Linked DNA regions of Homo sapiens: region 1 is linked to region 2. A link is an interaction called in ENCODE POLR2A ChIA-PET data of the cell type or tissue named here. Cell type or tissue: GM12878. All regions are shown on one strand. Each heading gives the region's core, and the rest is flanking DNA. Links, peaks and the distances in the headings are about the cores only. Region 1 has its middle 40 kb from the start of CCNG2. Region 2 overlaps CCNI (cyclin I).

What was found. ChIA-PET counts read pairs that join two places held together with the same protein. Peaks named below come from ENCODE experiments on the same cell type or tissue, not always from the same donor. Only the 100,000 strongest peaks of a DNase experiment are listed, where the experiment ranks them.
Region 1: POLR2A ChIA-PET joins it to region 2 with 8 read pairs; 13 of 35 experiments call an interaction of 5 or more read pairs at or near these places.

What each region holds. Positions count from the first base shown.
Region 1 is chr4:77,194,451-77,199,830 of GRCh38, reverse strand. No RefSeq gene overlaps it. Among named protein-coding and RNA genes, the nearest start is that of CCNG2, 40 kb to the right of the region's middle. In GM12878, for the core only: no CTCF peak of the experiment used is centred there; a DNase peak (open chromatin) is centred at 2,808.
Region 2 is chr4:77,067,616-77,072,995 of GRCh38, reverse strand. The region is part of intron 1 of CCNI (cyclin I); the gene reads left to right. Among named protein-coding and RNA genes, the nearest start is that of CCNI, 5.7 kb to the left of the region's middle. RefSeq lists an enhancer at 441-510. In GM12878, for the core only: no CTCF peak of the experiment used is centred there; no DNase peak of the experiment used is centred there; H3K4me3 peaks cover 2,315 bases.

The sequences.
Region 1 (5,380 bases), core at 166-5,165, 130 kb before region 2:
CCTCAGTATCAGTCACAAATAATCTAGCATCATACAGAGAAAGCAGTGAGGGGAAGAGCACAGGAGCTTCCAGGTAATGGCCCTAGTTAACTCCGGGCCTCAAGTGGGTTCATAAACAAGTTGGTCCATGTTCTGGTTAGTATTTTTGTCAACTGCCCCCAAATCCAAGGGAACTGCTTCAGCACAGCCAATGCTACTGATTTGACAGCTTCCTACTTTCTAGATATGCCAAGGGGTTCTATTCTGAGAGAGCCAAGTTAAAAGTTCTTAAACATGGTGGCTGCTGCCTTTCTTCCCTAATTGCAGACACTGGCCTTGCAGCAGCCCAGCCCAGCTTCAGCCTGGGGCTGTCTTTCCTGCTCTTCAGCCTCCCCACAGCTCTGACACAGGTCAGAGGAATGGACACCCATCTACCTTCCTGTGATAACTCCACAAGACCAAAAACTTCCTTCTTGGCAAAAATCACATGCCTCCCGGATAAGCCATCCCAGCTGTCCTAAACCCCAATCCAACCCAAGTCAGTTTCCGTAGAAATAAGTGTTAAGCAGTTGTGTTGAAGACAAGAAGACTGCCCCCTCCTCTCTAGATGAGGTTTGATTAGGTTCAGGTGTTTACCACTGGTCCTTATAGGTAACACATCAACATCAAGTCCAAGTAAATTGAATAAGGTATATACTCCTGTTGGCTTAGAAAGCTAATATAGCACATCACTGAAAAGCACACTCCAGCCTGATTTAGGTATAATAGGAAGGGGAGTTGTGGGCGCTTGAGCTTTTGGGATAGGAATTGGGCACTACAGCATAGATGTTAAATGCTCTCAAGTACTTGATCTCTAGACACCTGTAACCTCTCAGTGTGTTGTCCAGGATCTAAAGAATACCAGTAACCCAAACTGAAAACTGGAAGATATTGAATGAGAGCTACTTGTATTCTTCCCATTTCCCGTGCTCAGGACAAATAAGTTACTAAAATGAGCTTTGGAATGGGTGCTTTAGATATAGATGGCATAGAAGATGCCAGGACAAAGCTTACCCACAATAATCAAAGTGATTGCTAGGGGTATGGAAAATGGTCATATTGCTGACAGAATGGTGTTTTACACAAAGGCAGTCATTCTGACAAAGTCCAAGTAATACAAGTGGTTCTAGCCTACTAGTTCCTGGAAGTTTCCAAGGATTTGCACTCAGACAGCAATACAGACACTACATTCTACCGTCATTTTAGATCAGCATTTCCCTAAAGCGGTAACAAATGAATTAAACAAAAACAAAAACTTAAAGTTATGTTTTATCCAGAGCTGTGCTCTCCAATATAACCACTATTCATTGAGCACTTGATAGGACCCATCTCAATTGATACACTAAGTTTAAAATGCATACCAGGCTCAGTACCAAGAATAAGCTGGGTTACATGTCAAAATAAGCATCTCTTGGGTTAAAGATATTCGTTTTTCTTTAATGGGACTGACTATATATGGCTTATACTTTTGGCTCGTGTGTCTCAGCACTGTTCTAGAGGCTCCTATAAATTCCCTCTAAAGAGGATGCACAGAGAACTTGATCTGGAAGCGTTCCAAACACATTTGCAGATAGGAGTTGAGAGCTCTTTAAAAAGAGGTGATTTCAGAACTAGACAAAATCACAAGACTGTTCTGTTTATATCACATCCCCTTCTATCTGGGAGTTCCTAACCCCAGTCCCAAAGACACATGGCACATTAGGTCCCTTTGACTGTCCTGTTGATCATGACGAATTTTTGCATCTCTACAAGTTCTCCAGACTGTTTCAGCAGTAAAATAGACCAGAAGTCATCCTGGGCTTTCCTAGGCTTCTTCCCCATCTCAACTTAGCCATGCTTCTACCAGGCCACCACATTAAGGAAGTAAGACCACATTGTCATCTACAGGGCTTACCTACTGAAGACAAGTTCCATCCCCCTCACTTTATGCTTCCTAGAGCGCCCAAACTTCTGTCACATAGTTGGGAAAGGTTATTCCAGATTAGACACCAGAATTTAGATACACAAAGGCACTGTAATGTAGCGTTTAGGCCAGAGCTGAAGTCTACTCCATTGAGAATTACTTCACAGGAAAAAACCCAGACTTGAAAGTCAGTTCCAATTCCCAGCCAGCACTCCCTCACCCATTTTCTATTGCCATTAAGTAACAAGCTACAGCTGGGTCTTCATGTTCCTTCAAGCTACGTTGTAAGTTCCTGGAGGGCAGGGACTCCCCTCTGGAGTGTGCTCAGTGTGCAAGGGTGTTAACTAATCTCTCCAGGCCAGTCAGACCAGTCCTGCACAAATGCTTCAACAGGCTCGTTTGCTACCAGCAGTTACTTGCTCCAGTCACCTGCCTCATGACCATTGCTAGGTAAAGCATTTCAGTTTGGGTGGCAGCCGGAGAAACCATTTAGCCCGAATAACCTCCAGCCACCGCTCTGCTCTCACTCAGGGGCTTTTTTAAAGAATCTATTCCCTGAGGAAAAAGATCCCAACCATTTGAAAGTCAGATGTCAGAGGGCCCGTTTGTAGGCACACTACAATTGCTTTATGGATCAGAGGATTCAGAAACAGTGAGGGCCCAGCTCCCTAGTGAGAGCACTTTCTCCAGCACCACCCCCAACTGAAGATCAGACCTACAGTACTGAAACTGATGTCATAGGAGCCGTGAGACCCAGAGTGTGAGCAGTAAGCTGAAATCTGCCACAGAAACAGGATTAAACCAAGATATGGCATCTCCCTATGGGTAGCCTGAGAATTGAGAAGTTAATCCTGTGACCACAGCTGCAAGCTTGAGGCACCTCCCTCATCAGGGACTGATTCGGAGAACTCTAGTGGGCAAGCACCTCAATAAGCAAAAGTATGTTTAGACCCCTCAGACTGTTCCAATGCCTCGGGGATTCTCTGGGCTCCTTGCGGCAGCAGGCCAGCAAGGGGTTCTGCTTACATGCTTCCTGCCACACCTAGAGCAGTCTTACTTTGCTAGATTATGTCAAGATTCTAAAGACTTAAAAGTTACTGGCCCAAATTAAACATGTAATCTGTGTAGATTGGGAGGAAGTGGGTCTTGATAAGTTACCTTTAACAAATCCCTCAAGAAATTAGTTTCTCCTAGAGTCAAGAGTTTCAGTACACCTGGTTCCAGTTTCTATCACTTAGTTCTCACCTTCGACCACCTGTAACTTCTCTCATCTGAATGGCTGACAATTAGGAAGAAAGTCGTCTTCAGCTAGGGACTGTTTTAGACAGGTTTGATGCCAAGAAGTGACATGGCTACCATCAGTTTCCTGGTAAAGAAGCCACTAGCCTCTGGCATCAAGCAGCTCTAGGTAGACACTAGACACTAAGCAGGAACCCCAAAAATAGGTTGAATCCGAAATGGTCTTGGCACAACTGAGGATTTTCAAAGTAATGCTATCCTAAGGGATAGTAAGGATTTGAGCTACTAAAAAGCTGGGTTCTCAGGCAAGCTTTAAGAGACATCAGGAGTTCAGATTGGAGTGAGGCCAGTTGCAAGACAGACAAACACGCATCAGGCCAAAGCTCAGAAGTACATAAGCAGCCTTAGGAATGGCGGGAGTGCCATTGACAAATCCTGCACTACTCCACATCTTGTTCTAAAAGGAAGTTGATATTTGAGATGTTTCAGCCCCTTCTACCTTGCTCTCCAGCCATAACTTTAAACTTGTCTCCTAAGCCATGTGAGTTTTTCTAGAACTATGTGGCATGCCCCAGAAGCCTATGCAATAACACCTACATATAGACATCAGTTCCATAGGACTCACCTGCAGTTGAAACTATAGTTAATTGGGTCGGTAGTAGATATTTTGCTCTGCCTGAGGTGGGAAAGATGAACTTTCCAGTGTCTTTACTGTTAGCCTAGGTGAAAAGTCCTGAAGACCCAGTGATCTATCAGTATTAGTTTGGATTTTTGGTTTTTTTCTTTGAGACGGAGTTTTGCTCTTGTCACCCAGGCTGGAGTGCAATGGTGCAATCTCGGCCCATTGCAACCTCTGTCTCCCAGGTTCAAGAGATGATTCTCCTGCCTCAGCCTCCAGAGTAACTGGGATTACAGGCACCTGCCACCACGCCCAGCTAATTTTTGTATTTTTAGTAGAGATAGGGTTTTCGCCATGTTGGCCAGGCTGGTCTTGAACTCCTGACCTCAGGCAATCCACCCGCCTCAGCCTCCCAAAGTGCTGGGATTACAAGCGTGAGCCACCTCACCCAGCCCAGAGTATTAGTTTTGAAGTAAAGTTGTTTATGTAAAGTTAGTTTTTGTTTCCCTCGGCTTTTATAGTGGTTGAAGTTTACAAAAACGGGAAAAGGATTAGGGAGATAAGGCATCCGTACCATGCACTTAAATTTGACCAAATTCTTATTTGGCAGGACTAAGTCACTGCTGTATTAGCTTCTGGAGTCTATAAAAGCAGAGAAAGTTTTGCTATCAGTAAAAGGACACAAGTACAGGTGAGAATGCTACAGGATGACTAATCAGAAGACTAGTTTTTAATGTTAAGCAACTGTGGAAAAACAAGGCCACCTATTCCCATCCTTGACCATCCTGCAGGAGCCTTCCCTGCCCCAGCACCCCAGCTCTAATTACAGCACTTAACTAACAGTGTTGGAAAGCCTTGGGCTTCGAGATCCCAGACCTGTCAAGTGACTCTTTGTCAAGTGGATTGTCAGCCTGGGAGACACATCCCTTGATCAGATTATCTACATGAAGGAAAGAACTCTGCTCTTCTCCTTGAACCCTGCTTTGTAAGGACAGTGTGAAGAAAGTAACTCCATGCTGATGGGGATGAGGGGAGAGTGCTTCATGTCCCTACCCATGTATTTATTCACCCTTGTTCAGGTTAAGGCAGGTGGACCTACATGACTGGACATGGTTTTAAAAAGCACTTTTCTGTAGCTGGCACGCAAGAATTACGATATTTAAGCTATGTAACTTGCTACCATCGCACCTGTGAAATTGTCAGTCAAGATAATGAACATATCCATCATGCTGTGTACTTTTGAGTCTGTCACTAAGATGCCACTTTATCTTTTCCATGACAGATGGTTTGCCTTTCCTAGTAAGCCTAAAGGAAGTGTCCATTCTCAATGCTAACGATCTGTTCAACTAGATGAAATTTCCTGTTTCAACTACTAAGTTTCTAACTGCTATCAGAAGTGCTTTCAGGTGTGTCAGTCTGACATTACCTGAGGCTTGCCAGTCAACGAGTCTCCCACCTCCACAACCAGGTGGAAGGTCAGTTGCAGCCCACAGGTTGCGTGTCTTCGAGGCAGACAGCTGCTTTCTGCTGAATATGATTAAGATCCTAACTTCCTAGTAAGGAGTCTTAAAAGCCACATGCTTGAAGTTCATTTTAGTTTT
Region 2 (5,380 bases), core at 71-5,070:
CCCGTAGAAAATAGGCTTGTGCACTGTCAGTAAAAGAAAAGCCAAGCCCATGCTTTCTGTATCATAGTATGTCTTACTAGTCTTGTCTTTTGTTCTTTTATGTGGAACATACATTATGACCCTATACTGCTAAATATTTCACAAGAATAGTAATATTCTCTTACAGAATCACAGCAAAATTTTCAATTTTGGTAAATTTAGCATTTGATACATTGACTTGTGTAATCTACCGTCCCAATTATCTCATTTGACCCAATAATGACCTTTACACCATTTGTCTCCTTCCAGTACAGGATCTAGTTGAGGGTCAGGTATTGCAGTTTCGTTTCTTTTCTTTTTTTTTTTTTTTTTTTTTTTAAGAGATTGGGTCTCACTTTGTTACCCAGGCTGGAGTGAGGTGCTGTAATCATAGCTGACTGCAGCCTCAAGCTCCTGGGCTTACGTAATCCTCCCACCTGAGTCTCCTGAGTAGCTGAGACTACAGGCAGGTGTGTGACATCATGCCTGGCTAGTTTAAATTTTTTTTTTTTTTTTTTTTTTTTTGGTGGAGACAGGGATCTCGCTCTGTTGTCCAGGCTGGTCTCAAACTCCTGGCCTCAAGTGCTCCTCTCCTGCCTCACAAAGTTCTGGGATCACAAGCAGGTGCCACCATGCCCTGCCTTCTGTCCTGTTTTTAAAAGTTTAAGGAAATTTTACCTCGTTTTACTTTTTCTTTGTTAGCTTTCTCTAGAGTGAGCAAAGAGTGATTCTTTTTTTTACTATTGATAATGTATTGCGTTGATTTCTGAATCTTAAAACAAGCTTGCATTCCTGGAACAAATCCCACTTGGTTATGGTATATAATCCTTTTTTTAATATTGCTGGATTCAGTTTGCTAGTATTTTGTTGAGAAATTTTGCATTTATATTCAGAAGAAATACTAATCTGTAGTTTTCTAGTGATGTCTGTCTGGTTTTGGTAGCAGGGTAATAACTGGCTTCAACGAATAAGTTGGGAAGAATTTGTAAAGATTGCTATTAGTTTTTCTGAAAATGGTTGGTAGAATTAACCAGTGAAGCCATCTGGGCATGGATTTTTCTTTGGCAGTGCTTTAAAAAAATTAACTGTTTAAATCTTTGGTTTTACAAATACTCAGCTTTTTTCTTTCTTTCTTTTTTTCTGTTTTTGTTTTTTTGGAATCATCTCACCAGTGCAGCTTTTTACTTCCTAAGTTTTGGTATTTTGTATTTCTGGGAACTGGACCATTTCATCTAAAATTGCCAATTTAGTTGCACACAGTTGTTCATAAATTCCTTTATAATTCTTTTTATTTCTGTAAGGTAGGTAGTGTCTTCTTTTTAGTCTTGATTTTAGTAATTTGTCCTCTGTATTTTCGTGGTCAGTCTAGCTGGCTAAAGGTTTGTCCATTTTGATCTTTTCAAACAATCAGCTTCTGGTTTCATTGACTTTTCACTGCTGTTTTTGTATTCTCTACTTCATTAATTTCCATTCTAATATTTAGTATTTCCTTGCTTCTGTCTTGCTTTAGGAACAGTTTACTCTTCTTTTTCCATTACCTTAAGGTGGAAGATTAGGCTCTTGATTTGAGATATCCTTTTTTAGTAGAGGCATTTTCAGGTATTAATTTATTTCTAAGCACTGCTTTAATTGTATCTGGTAAGTTTTGGTATATCTTCATTTTCACTCATCTCAAAGTATTATCTAATTTCCCCTGTGACTCTTCTTTGACCAGATACCTTTGTTTTAAAAAAAGTTATTACAATATAAATATTTGAAAGTCATACTGAGGGCTTTAATTATAGGCAATTGGAGAACGGGAATCCATTGAACCTGATTTACTTCTTTTTACATGATTCTACTTTATGTGTCTCTTTCTGTACCATCTAAACCCCCTAAAAATAATCTTGAAACCTAGTGAAGGAACTTGAGTCACTAGTGACAGTCGGTTGTTGGGATAGCTTGTGAAGGCTGGTGGATCCATTTGGTTGTAGCTAATGGCGTGAAAGAATTATTAAAGTTTTAAGGTTTTTAATAGGAGTTTGGAAGAAACCTTAGAACCTATGAAGTCTAATCTTGACCCAAATAGCTGTTTCTTCTAAATATCTCTTGTCAGATGGTCATCTGGTTTACATTCCATTTCTTTTATATAAAGATTTTCACTGTGTTGCCCAGGCTGGTCGTGAACTACTGGGCTCCTCCTGCCTTGGCCTCCCAAAACTTCGATAGCTCCTCCTGCCTTGGCCTCCCAAAGTGTTGGAATTACAGGAATGAGCCACAGCACCTGGCCTACATTCCGTTTCTAGTGTTAATACTTATGTCTGCATTAGAAGAAATTATAGTGAGCTTGCCTACCAAATTGTTGAAGATCTGAGAAAGGCACCAAGGCAACAAAATTGGAATCTCAGAACATCTCAGCAGTATGCAACAGGGATAGAATATAACAGGATGACCTTTTTTCTTTTTTATAAAGAATATTTTTAAAGTTGTGAACAAGGATGTGTCAAAAAAAAAAAAAAAAAAAGAAAGTACCCAAACCTCGCACACAATGGGTTGGGGCAGGTAGGGGTAGAACTGGCTTAACAAGGAACCTGAGAAAGTCTCCTAAGAGTTTTTGTTGACCGTAAATTATATCTGAATTGATACCGAGGTGTGGTCTTCAAAAAAAAAAAAGCTAATGAGGGCCACGAGTGGTGGCTCATGCCAGTACTCCCAGCACTTTGGGAGGCCAAGGCAGGCAGATCACTTGAGGTCAGGAGTTCAAGACCAGCCTGGCCAACATGGTAAAACCTGCCTCTACTAAAAATACAAAAATTAGCCATGTGTGGTGGTGTGTGCCTGTAATCCCAGCTACTCAGGAGGCTAAGGGAGGAGAATCACTTGAACCCAGGAGGTGGAGGTTGCAGTGAGCCGAGATCGTGCCACTACACTCTAGCCTGGGCAACAGAGTGAGACTCTTGTCTCAAAAAAAAAAAAAAAAAGCCCATGATTTTAGACTGTATTTATGGTAAAATTAAAGCTAATTTAGAAGAGGCAAAATATCGTGAGGAGCTATCGAAGTTTTCAGCTATGGAAAAGATGAATTGGTGAGCATGATAGCACCCTTCAAAGATTGGAAGGATTGGTGTGAAAGAGATTAGATTTTGGTAGGTTAAAGTTGTGAACAAGGATGTATCAAAAAAAAGAAGGTACCAAAACCCCACACACAGTGGGTTGGTACAGGTGGGGGTAGAGTTTTTGGTTGTGTGTTTTTGTTTGGGGCACCAGTGGTTGAAACTGGAACAATTGGTTGGGTCTCTGTTCCGTCGAAGTACTGTGCTGTGGACACAGTGAGTAATAAAAAAAATGAGGACACTTGGACACAGGAAGGGGAACATCACACACCGGGGCCTGTTGTGGGGTGGGGGGAGGGGGGAGGGATAGCATTAGGAGATATACCTAATGTAAATGATGAGTTAATGGGTGCAGCACACCAACATGACACATGTATACATATGTAACAAACCTGAACTTTGTGCACATGTACCCTAGAACTTAAAGTATAATAATAAAAAAAATATATATATATAAAAATGATATTGGCAGATGTGACTGCATAGGGATTTCTTTATTTGGAGACACGGTCTCATTCTGTTGCTGGGGCTGGAGTGCAGTGGCATGATTTTGGCTCACTGCAACCTCAGCCTCCCAAGTAGCTTGGACCACAGGCACGTGCCACCACGCCTGCCTAATTTTTGTATGTTTTATAGAGATGGAGTTTCACCACATTGCCCAGGCTGGCGTCGAACTCCTTGACTCAAGCAATCTGTCCTCCTCAGCCTTCGAAAGTGCAAGGATTACAGGCCGGAGCCGCTGCGCCTGGCCAGGAATTTATAACGTAGTTGGGGAGTTAACAGAAAGCTGCTTTATGACATGATTAAAGAATCAAGAGTTTTTAGAAGAAATTACCTTTGAGATAGGTCTTTTTGGATTAATATTAGTTCTTTTTCCTCTCTATTTACCCCTTGTCATCTTAGTATGAAGATATTTTATGCTAATTATAGAAGATTTGCAAAAACTCAGGCGTTTAAAGACACAAAAATTAACAAAATCATAATTGAGTTAACCAGAATTAGTCTCTAGTAAGTTGAGAAGCAAATAGGTAGCATATGTGGAGTGGTACATAGGAAGGAGGATAGTAGCTGGAGTTGGGATAGAATGTGGAAATTAAAGAAGTGGTTTGCTATTTTTTGCTTTTCCAAATTTTTTATTTTTAAAAAAATTGGAACTTTTTACATGTTAATTCTGGATATTTAAAAAAATTCTTAGAGCCCATGAATCTGAAGTGTGTAATACAGATACATAGTTTACAGGTACATAGTTGAGAAAGTCAAATTGTTAGTGAAATTTATAATGAAAAACAGCATTCTCCTACGCTAGGCCTTTCTCACCCTTTTCTTACTCTGCAGAGGTTAACTACTCCCAACTCTTTCCTCCTTGTCCCGTTATTTAGCATCACATTTTCAAACAACTTGCTCTGCTGCTGTTTTTTGACATTTCAGTTTGAGATATTTATGAATTTCCTACTATGAAATGTAAAGACGTGGCTTTTATTTTACCCTCTTCCAATATCCATAGTTATGTCTCCACATCCTGCCAATGTAGTTTTATCATATTGCGATCCCTATCCAGTCTTTTCATTATTATTGCTGTATAAATATTGTGATACATTACTTTCTTAAATTCTTTTTTCTGAAGTTAATTACCTTTTTAGTTGCTTACCTTTCAACAAATCCAGCTAAGCCTTTTCACATTCTTTTTTGTTTGTTTGTTTGTTTGTTTTGAGACGGAGTCTTGCTCTGTCGCCAGGCTGGAGTGCAGTGGTGCAATCTTGGCTCATTGCACCCTCTGTCTCCTGGGTTAAAGCGATTTTCCTGCCTCAGGCTTCCAAGTAACTGGGATTACAGGTGCCTGCCACCATGCCTGGCTAAGTTTTGTATTTTTAGTAGAGACGGGGGTCTCACCATGTTTTGTCAGGCTGGTCTGGAACTACTGACCTCGTGATCTGCCCGCCTCCACCTCCCAAAGTGCTAGGATTACAGGTGTGAGCCACCGTGCCCAGCCACCTTTTCACATTCTTTAGCAGTTTCTTAATCCAATTTTCTACACACAGTCAAACCTCAAGTCTGTAGTTTGCTTCTTTTTTTTTTTTTTTTTTTTTTTTTTTTTAAACCTAGAAGCCTGCACGGTGGCTCACACCTGTAACCCCAGTGCTTTGGGAGGCCAAGCCAGGAGGACTGCGTGAGGCTGGGCAACATAGCAAAACTGCATCTCTACAAAAAAAAAAAAAAACCCCACAAAATTACCTGGGCTTGGTGATGTGCATCTGTAGTCCCAGCTATTT